Regions from separate parts of the Homo sapiens genome. Here region 1 is linked to region 2. A link is an interaction called in ENCODE POLR2A ChIA-PET data of the cell type or tissue named here. Cell type or tissue: K562. All regions are shown on one strand. Links, peaks and the distances in the headings refer to the core of each region. The heading gives the core; the rest is flanking DNA.

Evidence for each region. ChIA-PET counts read pairs that join two places held together with the same protein. Peaks named below come from ENCODE experiments on the same cell type or tissue, not always from the same donor. Only the 100,000 strongest peaks of a DNase experiment are listed, where the experiment ranks them.
Region 1: POLR2A ChIA-PET joins it to region 2 with 5 read pairs; 2 of 35 experiments call an interaction of 5 or more read pairs at or near these places.

What each region holds. Positions count from the first base shown.
Region 1 is chr6:111,074,933-111,080,311 of GRCh38, reverse strand. No RefSeq gene overlaps it. Among named protein-coding and RNA genes, the nearest start is that of SLC16A10, 9.9 kb to the left of the region's middle. In K562, for the core only: no CTCF peak of the experiment used is centred there; no DNase peak of the experiment used is centred there.
Region 2 is chr6:110,937,559-110,942,937 of GRCh38, reverse strand. No RefSeq gene overlaps it. Among named protein-coding and RNA genes, the nearest start is that of GTF3C6, 18 kb to the left of the region's middle. RefSeq lists a silencer at 4,386-4,586. In K562, for the core only: no CTCF peak of the experiment used is centred there; a DNase peak (open chromatin) is centred at 3,297.

The sequences.
Region 1 (5,379 bases), core at 263-5,262, 140 kb before region 2:
CTAACAAGTTCTTAGAATAGAGTTCTAGATGTGAGATTACTGGTGAAAAGCAGTATTTTAAGGCTCCTAATACATTGCTAAATTTTAAAGAACTTTATCAATTCATACTACCACAAGTACTGTATCAAAATGCCCATGTTAGTGTACTCCAGGAATTTTTTTTTTTTTTTTTGAGACAGGGTCTCACTGTGTTGCTCAGTCTGGCATGCAGTGGCATGATCTCAACTCACTGCAACCTCTTCCCCCTGGGCTCAAGCTATCCTCCCACCTCAGCCTCCCAAGTAACTGGGGCCACAGGTGCACACCACCATGCCTGGCTTCTTTTTTTGTTGTTGTTAATTTATTTTTAGTAGAGATGAGGTCTCACCATGTTGCCCAGGCTGGTCTTGAACTCCTGAGCTCAAGCAATCTGTGCACCTCAGCCTCCCAAAGTGCTGGGATTACAGGCATGAGCCACTGCACCTAGCAGGAAATCTTGAATAATATAATTATTTTTAAATCTTTGCCAATTTAGGATAAAGATGAAATTTCATTGTTAGTTTCTTTTTCAAATCTTTGGTTATCAGTGAGAAAGATCATATTTATTGACCATCTGTATTTTCTTTTTTATAAATTGTTTCTTGGTGGTTGTTCTTCACATTTTCTAACAGAGAAATTGGCTTTTACTTAGTGATATTTATTAATATTTCTCCATGTAGATCCCATGCATTTCTTGTTAGGATTATGTCAGGCATTTCATTTTCTTGCTGCCAATGCTGTTGTCACTGCTTTTGGGAATGAATTTTTTTCCGTAAGAACTTCTAACTGGTTACTGCTAATGCAGTAAAAAGCAATTAAGTTTTTATATAGTTATCTGATCCCACCACTGTAGTATATTATATTTTTGAGAAATCTGGGGAAATTTAAATATAGTGCTTCAATTATCATTAAATGATAATTTTTCTTTTAGTCTGGCATTTGACAGTAAAGCCAGGTCTCCTAGGTTAAAATAACACAGCCTTAAAAAAATTTTTCTCTGGCAGCTAAGCTGTGAGGACTCAAAGGCATAAGAATGATATGATGGACTTGGGGGACTCCAGGGAAGGGTGGGAGGAGAGTGAGAGATAAAAGACTACCCATTGAGTACAGTGTACACTGCTTGGGTACACTGCACCAAAATCTCAGAAATCAAACTAAAGAACTTATCCATGTAACCAAAAACCACATGTTCTCCAAAAACTACTGGCATTTTTTAAAACTTTAAATTTTTTTCTCATTTTACAGTTTATGTTACATCTAAATCCTACATCTTAAATGAATACACTTTTTAAATTTTTATTTTGATGCAGCTACAAATGCCCAACCTATTTTATATTTCTAATGGAAAATAACTTCACCATTTCTTTTCTTTTTTATTTTTATTTTTATTTTTTTTGAGATCGAGTTTCGCTCTTGTTGCCCAGGCTGAAGCTCAATGGCACGATCTTGGCTCACCGCAACCTCCACTTCCCGAGTTCAAGCAATTCTCCTGCCTCAGTCTCCTGAGTAGTTGGGATTACAGGCATGTGCCATCGCGCCCGGCTAATTTTGTATTTTTAGTAGAGACAGGGTTTCTCCATGTTGGTCAGGCTGGTCTGGAACTCCTGACCTCAGGTGATCTGCCCCCTTGGCCTCCCAAAGTGCTGGGATTACAGGTGTGAGCCACCATGCCCAGCACCATTTCATTTTTTTAATGCAACGACTTCTGTCCTCAAACATTTTGGTTCCTATCTTAGGTGTATTCAAAAGCAAAACATTGGGCATCGGTTTTTATGCTGTTAATTGTTCCATCAGATTTCTCCAGCCTTGTGCTGGGGTATGTCTATAGGACAGGGCAGAGAGCAGCCCAAGGCTCCCAGGACACCCCTCAGGCCCCCAGGACACCCCTCAGGCCCCCAGGACACTCCACCCTTGGGGGTGTGATGTGGGCCCAGAGTCTGGTCTTCAGCTCTTTGTGTTCCAGAATTGAATTATCTCCCCTCACCAGAGCCATTTAGCCTCTAGAGAATGATTTAGTGAAAGCAAATTTACAGTAAAATGAATTGAGAACCTGCAATATCATTTTTAAATGTAATTTCATGTGCTGTCAGGCCAACTTGAGTATTCTTACGGGTTGCACAGTGCCTTATTTTCTAAGGGGGAAAGCTCTGTGTGACAAAACCTATTACTATAAAAAGGCTCTTAGGGGATTCAGAACCAGGTTAAAAAGATTTAATAATATTTAGAGAAAATGTCATCAAGCTATGCTACCCTGATGTCTCCCCAAGTCCACTATAGAAAACATTGGCTATAATGGCAAAAGCACTTGGGTTTTTTCTTTTTTGGGGGGTGGGGGGGTGGGGTGATGTTTTGAGATAGAGTCTCACTCTTTCTCCCAGGCTGGAGGGCAATGGCACGATCTCAGCTCACTGCAACCTCTGCCTCCTGGGTTCAAGTGATTCTCCTGCCTCAGCCTCCCGAGTAGCTGGAACTATAGGTGCACACCACCACACCCGGCTAATGTTTTGTTTTGTTTTGTTTTTAGTAGAGACGGGGTTTCACCATATTGATGAGGCTGGTGTTGAACTCCTGACCTCAGGTGATCCACCTGCCTCGGCCTCCCAAAATGCTAGGATTACAGGCATGAGCCACTGCACCTGGCTTTTTTTTTTTTGAGACAGAGCCTCACTTTGTTGCCCAGGCTGGAGTGCAATGGCACAATCTCAGCTCACTGCAACTGCAACCTCTGTCTCCAAGGTTCAAACGATTCTCCCACCTCAGCCTCCTGAGTAGCTGGGATTACAGGTGCCCACCATCACACCTGGCTAATTTTTGTAATTTTTGGTGGAGACAAAGTTTCGCCATGTTGGCCAGGCTGGTCTCAAACTCCTGGCCTCAAGCAATCCACCTGCCTTGGCTTCCCAAAGTGCTGGGATTACAGGGTGAGCCACCGTGCCCAGCCAGCATTGGGAATCAGATGAGCTTCTGTCACTTCACATCTGTGTGGCCGTGGTCCAGTCGCTAGCTTTCAAGAGGCTAGGTCTGTTGTTGTGCTTAGGGACCCACAACAATTCCTGGGCATCTAACCCCAATTGGTCCACCCCATATGCCATCATTCTATTATGATAGCATTACCTCAGTCATGCTGTAGTTTACCTTAGATATACTTTAGTGCTATTCATGAGGTTTGAAGAAACCCATATATATATATTTTTTTTTTTTCTTTTTTTTTTTTTGAGAAGGAGTCTCACTCTGTTGCCCAGGCTGGGGTGCAATGGCATGATCTCAGCTCACTGCAACCTCCATCTCCCGGGTTCAAGCAATTCTCCTGCCTTAGCCTCCCAAATAGCTGGGACTACTGGCACCCGCCACTACACCTGGCTAACTTTTGTATTTTTAGTAGAGATGGGGTTTCGCCTTGGCCTCTCAAAGTGCTGGGATTACAGGCATGAGCCACATAGTCTTTGAAAATATTCTGGAATGACAACTGTGGTTTAGATATTTAAACAGCTTCATTTGCATACAGCAACATTGCCTAACCAGGTCTCAAGCTTTGGGAATATGTCCTATTTGTGGCCTGTGGCTCCCCATGCTGTGTCCCCAAAGCATGGCTGCTCAACAAAGATCTCCCTTCAGCACAGATCCTTCCTATGATGTTTGTTGAAGTGTACTGAATAGAATTAAATTTACTGTCAGAAGAAGAAAAAACAGGTTTAAAAAATTTCTTAATTAGAGGCAGTGTCTTACTCCATCGCCCAAGCTGGAGTGCAGTGGTGCAATCATAGCTCACTGTAACCTCCCTCTCCTGGGCTCAAGCGATTCTCCCACCTCAGTCTCCCAAGTAGCTATGACTACAGGCATGCACTAGCTAACATTTAAAACTTATTTTGTAGAGACATGGTCTTGCTATGTTGCCCAGGCTGGTCTGAAACTCCTGTCCTCAAGGAGACTTCCTGCCTTGGCCTCCCACATTGCTGGGATTACAGGGGTAAGCACCGTGCCTGACCAAAAAAGCATGTTTAATAATTTACATTTGGTGAAAATAATCGGTTTCCTTGTAGTATAGCAGAAGTTAAAAGGATTTTGGAGGAAGAAGATTTGAGCAAGTTGTGACTCAACCCCTCACAAGCAGCTGACCTCAGGCCTCAGGACTATTGAGGAAATGAAGCAGAAAAATGGCCAGAAGTTCTCTGTGACCCATGCCTCACTGTGAACGTGCTGCTGTTGTGGCAATTGCTGAAAATGATGTCCTTAGTTATAAATAGCTCTTGAAATGTTGTATTCATGGACTTATACAATATTACCTCTAGAGGAGGGAGTTTATTATTTTGTCTGACCTCCTGTTTAAGGCAAAAAACTCTTCTAAAGCATCATTGTAAAACTGAAGGGCCTACGCCATGCCAAGAAACTATGTCAGTGTATGTAAATGTCAGGGAGTCCACATTAACAACATGGCTCTCAGTTACACCTCACCCCCTCCTCTGCTCACCTTCTGAGGGGCTCTGCATGTCACAGGCTCAATACAAACAAAGACTGCCTGCTTGGGAGGAGAGTGTGGGATGGCATCATGGAAACTTGTTCTTCCAAATCACAGTGGAGGTGAATCCCCAAAGAGAGCCTTCTGCAGAGACAGGGAAACCTAAAACACCAGGTGGAAGGAACCTCAAGAATCACAGATTCCTGTGTTTTTAAAACATTTTTTACCATAACTCATAGTTAGAAACACGCTGGATGTCATTACCCAGTACATACACGCAAACACACACAATTGGAACAACAGTCTAACAAAACAATGTTTACATTACTAAGTACAAGACAGCACATTCTGATGTTTTATTTCGTTTTTTGAAAACTGTTGATAAAAACTGTAAATTGATTCCACCACCTACTAATAGATTGTGCTTTGAGGTTTGAAGAACACTGATTCAGTCTAACCTTCCCATTTTGCAGATGAAGAAACTGAGGCTGGGAAAAATGAAATGATGGACATTTGACTATTCCCTGACTACACGGACGTCTACAGCATGACAGCAACAAGACCCCAGGCTTCCAGAGCCTCAGCATGGCCTTGCTTCAGTACCTCCTATACCTTCTCCTGTCCACGTGTAGAGACATAATATTTCCTATTTCTATTTTAAAAGAGAGGAGGTCGGATGAGCCTTCCCTCCTTCTCACCTACCCTGACCTGCCCCCATTGCTATGGCTTAACATACTAGTGACCACAGAAAAGAGCACCCTATGGGGAATGGGGAATGTAGGGGTCTTTTTCTCCTCAAATCTTACGTTTGTGGGGATTTTGTTCTTCCAATTAGTTAGGCAACCCCTGAGAAGGATCACCTGAAGCTTGGCCTCTGAAAATTAAGATAAAAGATAGTTCCTTTC
Region 2 (5,379 bases), core at 218-5,217:
CCGGCCAGAAATCTGAAACACTTCTGATCCCAAGCATTTCATATAAGGGATACTTAACCTGTATAGCTTCAAAGTAGATTGAGCAAAAGTTTAAATTAATAAAAACAATTACTTTAAAAATTATGGGCTTAGGCCGGGAGTGGTGGGTCACGCCTGTAATCCCAGCACTTTGAGAGGCCGAGGTGGGTGGATCACGAGGTCGGGAATTCGAGACCAGCCCGACCAACATGGTGAAACCCCATCTCTACTAAAAATACAAAAATTAGTTGGGCGTAGTGGTGCACCTGTAATCCCAGCTACTCGGGAGGCTGAGACAGGAGAATTGCTTGAACCCGGGAGGAAGAGGTTGCAGTGAGCCGAGATCGCGCCATTGTACTCCAGCCTGGGCGACAAAGCAAGACTCCATCTCAAAAAAGAAAAAAAAAATCATGGGCTTGGCTGGGCATGATGGCTCACGTCTATAATCCCAGCACTATGGGAGCGAGGTAGGTGGATCACTTGAGGACAGAAGTTTGAGACCAGGCTGGCCAACATGGTGAAACCCCATCTGTACTAAAAATACAAAAATTAGCTGGGTGTGGTGGTGCGCACCTGTAGTCCCAGCTACTCAAGAGGCTGAGGCAGGAGAATCGCTTGAACCCAGGAGGTGGAGGTTGCAGTGAGCTGAGACCACACCACTGCACTGCAACCTGGGCAAGAGAGTGAGACTCCATCTCAAGGACAAAAAAAAAAAAAAAAAAAATATATATATATATATATATATATATATATAGAGAGAGAGAGAGAGAGAGAGAGAGAGACAGAGAGAGAGAGAGAGAGACAGAGAGAGAGAGAGAGAAAGAAAGAGAAAGAGAGATGGCCAGGCAAGGTGGCTCACACCTGTAATCCCAGTACTTTGAGATGCAGAAGTGAGCAGACTGCTTGAGCTCAGGAGTTTAAGACCAGCCTGGTCAACATGGTAAAACCCTGTCTCTACAAAAAAATATATAAGAATTAGCTGGGCATGGTGGTGCAGGCTTGTAGTCCCAGCTACTCAGGAGGCTGAGGCAGGAGGATCACTTAAGCCTGGGAGGTGGGAGGCTGCAGTGAGCCAAGATGGTGCCACTACACTCCAGACTAGGTGACAGAGTGAGATCCTGTCTTTAAAAAAAAAAAATTACAGGTACTTTTTAGTTCTTTTTTAAAATAAAGTTTACAATCTTAACCAACTTTAAGTGCACAGTTCATTAATGTCACATGTATCCACGTTGTGCAACTGGTCTCCAGAACTACTTCATCTTGCAAATACTTTTTTTTTTTATTTTTGAGACGGCGTCTCGCTCAGTTGCCAGGCTGGAGTGCAGTGGCGTGATCTCGGCTCACTGCAACCTCCGCCTCCTGGGTTCAAGCGATTCTCCTGCCTCAGCCTCTGAGTAGCTGGGACCACAGGTGCACACTACCACTCCCAGCTAATTTTTGTATTTTTACTAGATGGGGTTTCACCATGTTGGCCAGGCTGGTCTCAAATTCCTGAGCTCAAGGGATCCACCCCCCTTGACCTCCCAAAATGTTGGGATTACAGGCGTGAGCCACTGCACCCAGCCAGAAATCTGAAAACCTGCTGATCCCAAGCATTTCATATAAGGGATAACTCAATCTGTATAGCTTCAAACCTGTATAGTACAGACATAGTTTCACCATGTTGGCCAGGATGGTCTCCATCTCTTGACCTCATGATTCACCAGCCTTGGCCTCCCAAAGTGCTGGGATTATAGGCATGAGCCACCTCACCTGGCCTCAAATAATTACCTTTCTTTGTTTTTTTGTTTTTTTTTTTTTTTTTGAGACAGAATCTTGCTCTGTCGCTCAGGCTGGAGTGCAGTGGCATGATCTCAGCTCACTGCAAGCTCCATTTCCCAGGTTCACACCATTCTCCTGCCTCAGCCTCCTGAGTAGCTGGGACTACAGGCACCCACCACCACACCCAGCTAATTTTTTTGTGTTTTTAGTAGAGACAGAGTTTCACCGTGTTAGCCCGGATGGTCTTGATCTTCTGACCTCATGATCCGCCCGCCTCGGCCTCCCAAAGTGCTGGGATTACTCTTTTTTTTTTTTTTTTAAGAGATGAGGTCTCACTATGTTGCCCAGGCTAGTCTCGAACTCCTTGACTCAAGTGATCCTCTTGCCTCAGCCTGCCCAAAGTGCTGGGATTACAGGTGTGAACCACTGTGCCTGGCCAAGAGTTACTTTTAGATGAAATGTGTTGTTACCTTTCCCCTTGAACAACCACCACTTCTAAATTAACCTTCACTTCTGATGCTGGGGTCACAGTTGGAAATCTTTATTTTTCTCTTCTCTTATGGCCTCCTTATTCAGGCAGTCACCCTGAAAATGTAGTACAGGTAATACTTTCTCAACTGGAATGTCTCTTGATCTCTCCTCTATTTCTCTCAACCACTGCCCCAATCCAAGTCTAAACTTCCCATCCTTAATTTCAACATCTTCTGGGTATAGTGTCTTTGTCTTTTCTTTAATTTTTTATATGTTTCATATTTTTCATATTGATCTTCAAAGAATAACAGTCGTGTAATTCGGGTAGAGTTGTGAACACAAAGATTCCATCAACTGTTAGTAAATGAGGCAGCAGTGTTGTCTGGCATTGTCAAAACTTTAGACAGGACCCTACATTGCCAGGAGTCTTAACTTCTTATCTGGTAAAAGAGAGGTTGAATTAAAAGAGATATCTCTAAATTCCTTTTCATCCGTGACATTGCCTATACCATTTTATTTGCTCTATCATCTTGATGGCATTGCTCTTTAGTCTATTTACAAAATATTACTTATTTAAATAGCTTGGTCTAGGGCTGGGTGTGGAAGCTCACGACTATAAACCCAGCCCTTTGGGAGGCCCAGGGGAGTTTGAGCCCAGGAGTTTGAGACCAGCCTGGGCAATATGGCGAAACCCCATCGCTACAAAAAATTAAAAATTAGCTGAGCATGGTGGCACATGTCCGTGGCCTCAGCTATTCGAGAGGCTGAGGCAGGAGGATCACTTGAGCCCAGGCTGCAGTGAGCTGTGTTTGCACCACTGCACTCCAGCCTGGGTGGCAGAGCAAGACCTTGTCTCAAAAATAAAAATAAAAAAAGAATAAATAGCTTGGTCTTACAGAATGTTTTATTACCAACACATTTCAAGAAAGGAAGTTATAAGAGCAAAACTGTTGTACTTAGGGTGTTATGAATGTTTTCATTTGTTATGACAGTTTGACTTGTATCAGAACCCACCACACCTTATCAAACCTCACACTCTTCCTTTTCACCCACCAACTGGCCCTTTTGTTCCAACCAAGATGATTTATTGAAACTCTACATCCTGCCTTATATTCTCTTTGCCACTGGGCCTTTGCTAATGCTGTTTTCTTTGCCAGGCTGACTTTTGCTTCTCGGTCTTTGACGATTATGTCTCTCTTTTCTTTTTTTTTCACCACATGGGTTTAGTCTTCTCACATAGGTAATTAGAGTAGGTAGTCTTGAGCGGCAGTGTCTCCATCATGTCACCAGTGTCTCTTCTTCTTGTATCTTATGTTTTCTGTCTTCTATTCTGCTCATTGTCTCTCCTGATCAAAAGATGGCCTTTGCACCCCAGCCCCACGTGTCTGTGCCAGGGAAGTAGAAGAAAGCTGTAAGGAGAAAATAAAATAGAAAGTCCTTGCCTGGCATGGTGGCTCATGCCTGTAATCCCAACACTTTGGGAGGCTGAGGCAGGCGGATCACCTGAGGTCAGGAGTTTGAGACCAGCCTGGCCAACATGGCAAAACCCTTTCTCTACTAAAAATAGAAAAATTAGCTGGGTGTGGTGGCATGCACCTGTAGTCCCAGCTACTTGGGAGGCTGAAGTAAGAGAATCTGGGAGGCGGAGGTTGCAGTGAGCCGAGACTGCGCCACTGCACTCTAGCCTGGGAGACAGAGTGAGACTCCATCTCAAAAAAAAAAAAAAAAAAAAAAAGAGAAAGTCCAGTAGAGGCTGGGCGTGGTGGCTCACGCCTGTAATCCCAGAACTTTGGGAGGCTAAGGCAGGCGGATCATTTGAGGTCAGGAGTTAGAGACCAGCCTGGCCAACATGGTGAAACCCTGTCTCTACTAAAAAATACAAAAATTAGCTGAGCGTGGTGGTGTGCACCTACAATCCCAGCCACTTGGGAGGCTAAAACACAAGAATCCCTTGAACCCCAGGGGGCAAAGGTTGCAGTGAGACAAGATGGCGCCACTGCACTCGAGCCTGGGCAACAGAGTGAGACTGTCTCAAAAAAAAAAAAATTACAAAAAGAACATCCAGTAGACTTTCATGTAAGTCCCATTGACCAACACTGTGGAATATGGCCACCCTTGGGCTGTGAAGGAGGTTGGAAAATGTAGTTCTGTGGTTAGCAATATTCCTGCTCTCTCAGAAAGAAAAAAATAAATAAATAAAAGGACAATGAATTGAGGGAAGGCAGCTAGTAGTGTCTGCTCCAGTCTCTAAAAATAGAAAATTTTCAGGCTGGGCACAGTGAGTCACACCTGTAATCCAGTATGTTGGGAGGCTGAGGTGGGAGGATTGCTCAAGCGAGTTTGAGACCATCTTGGGCAACATGGCACTACCTCATCTCTACAAAAAAATTTTTTTTTAAAAATTAGCCGAGGGCGGTGGCATGCGCTTATAGTCCTGGCTACTCAGGAGGCTGAGGTGGGAGGATCACATGCACCCACGAGGTCGAGGTTGCAGTGAGCTGTGTTCATACCACTGTACTCCAGCCTGGGCAACAGAGCAAAACCCTGTCTCAAAACAAACAAACAAACAAAAAATATTTTTTTCATAGAGAAGCGTTGTCACTGTGTTGCCCAGGCCGGTCTGGATCCCAGCACTTTGGGAGGCCACAAGTGATCCTCCCACCTCAGCCTCCCAAAGTTCTGGGATTACAGGGGTGAGCCACCTTGCCTGGCCTTCCAGTCTCTTCTTGTTCATCTTGTGGGGTGGGGTTACCTCATTATTTTCCCAATAGGACACCTAATAATAATGACCACCAGTTAAGTAACTATCATAAACCAGGAAGTTTGTCAAATCCTTGATGTTCATGTTTTTCTTCAGTTCTTACAAGAAGCCTGAGGGTAGATTATTACCACCCTCAGTTTACAGATGGAGGAATGGAGACTGACAAATGTGTCTTGTCCAAGGCTTCACGTAGGCAGTAGGTGACAAAGTCTAATTTTTCTTTTTTTTTTTTTTAGATAGGGTCTTGCTCTGTTGCCTGGGCTGGAGTGCAGTGGCATGATCTCAGCTCACTGCAGCCTTGACCTCCTGGGCTCAAGCAATCCTCCCACCTCAGCCTCCCAAATAGCTGGGATTACAGGTGTGTGCCT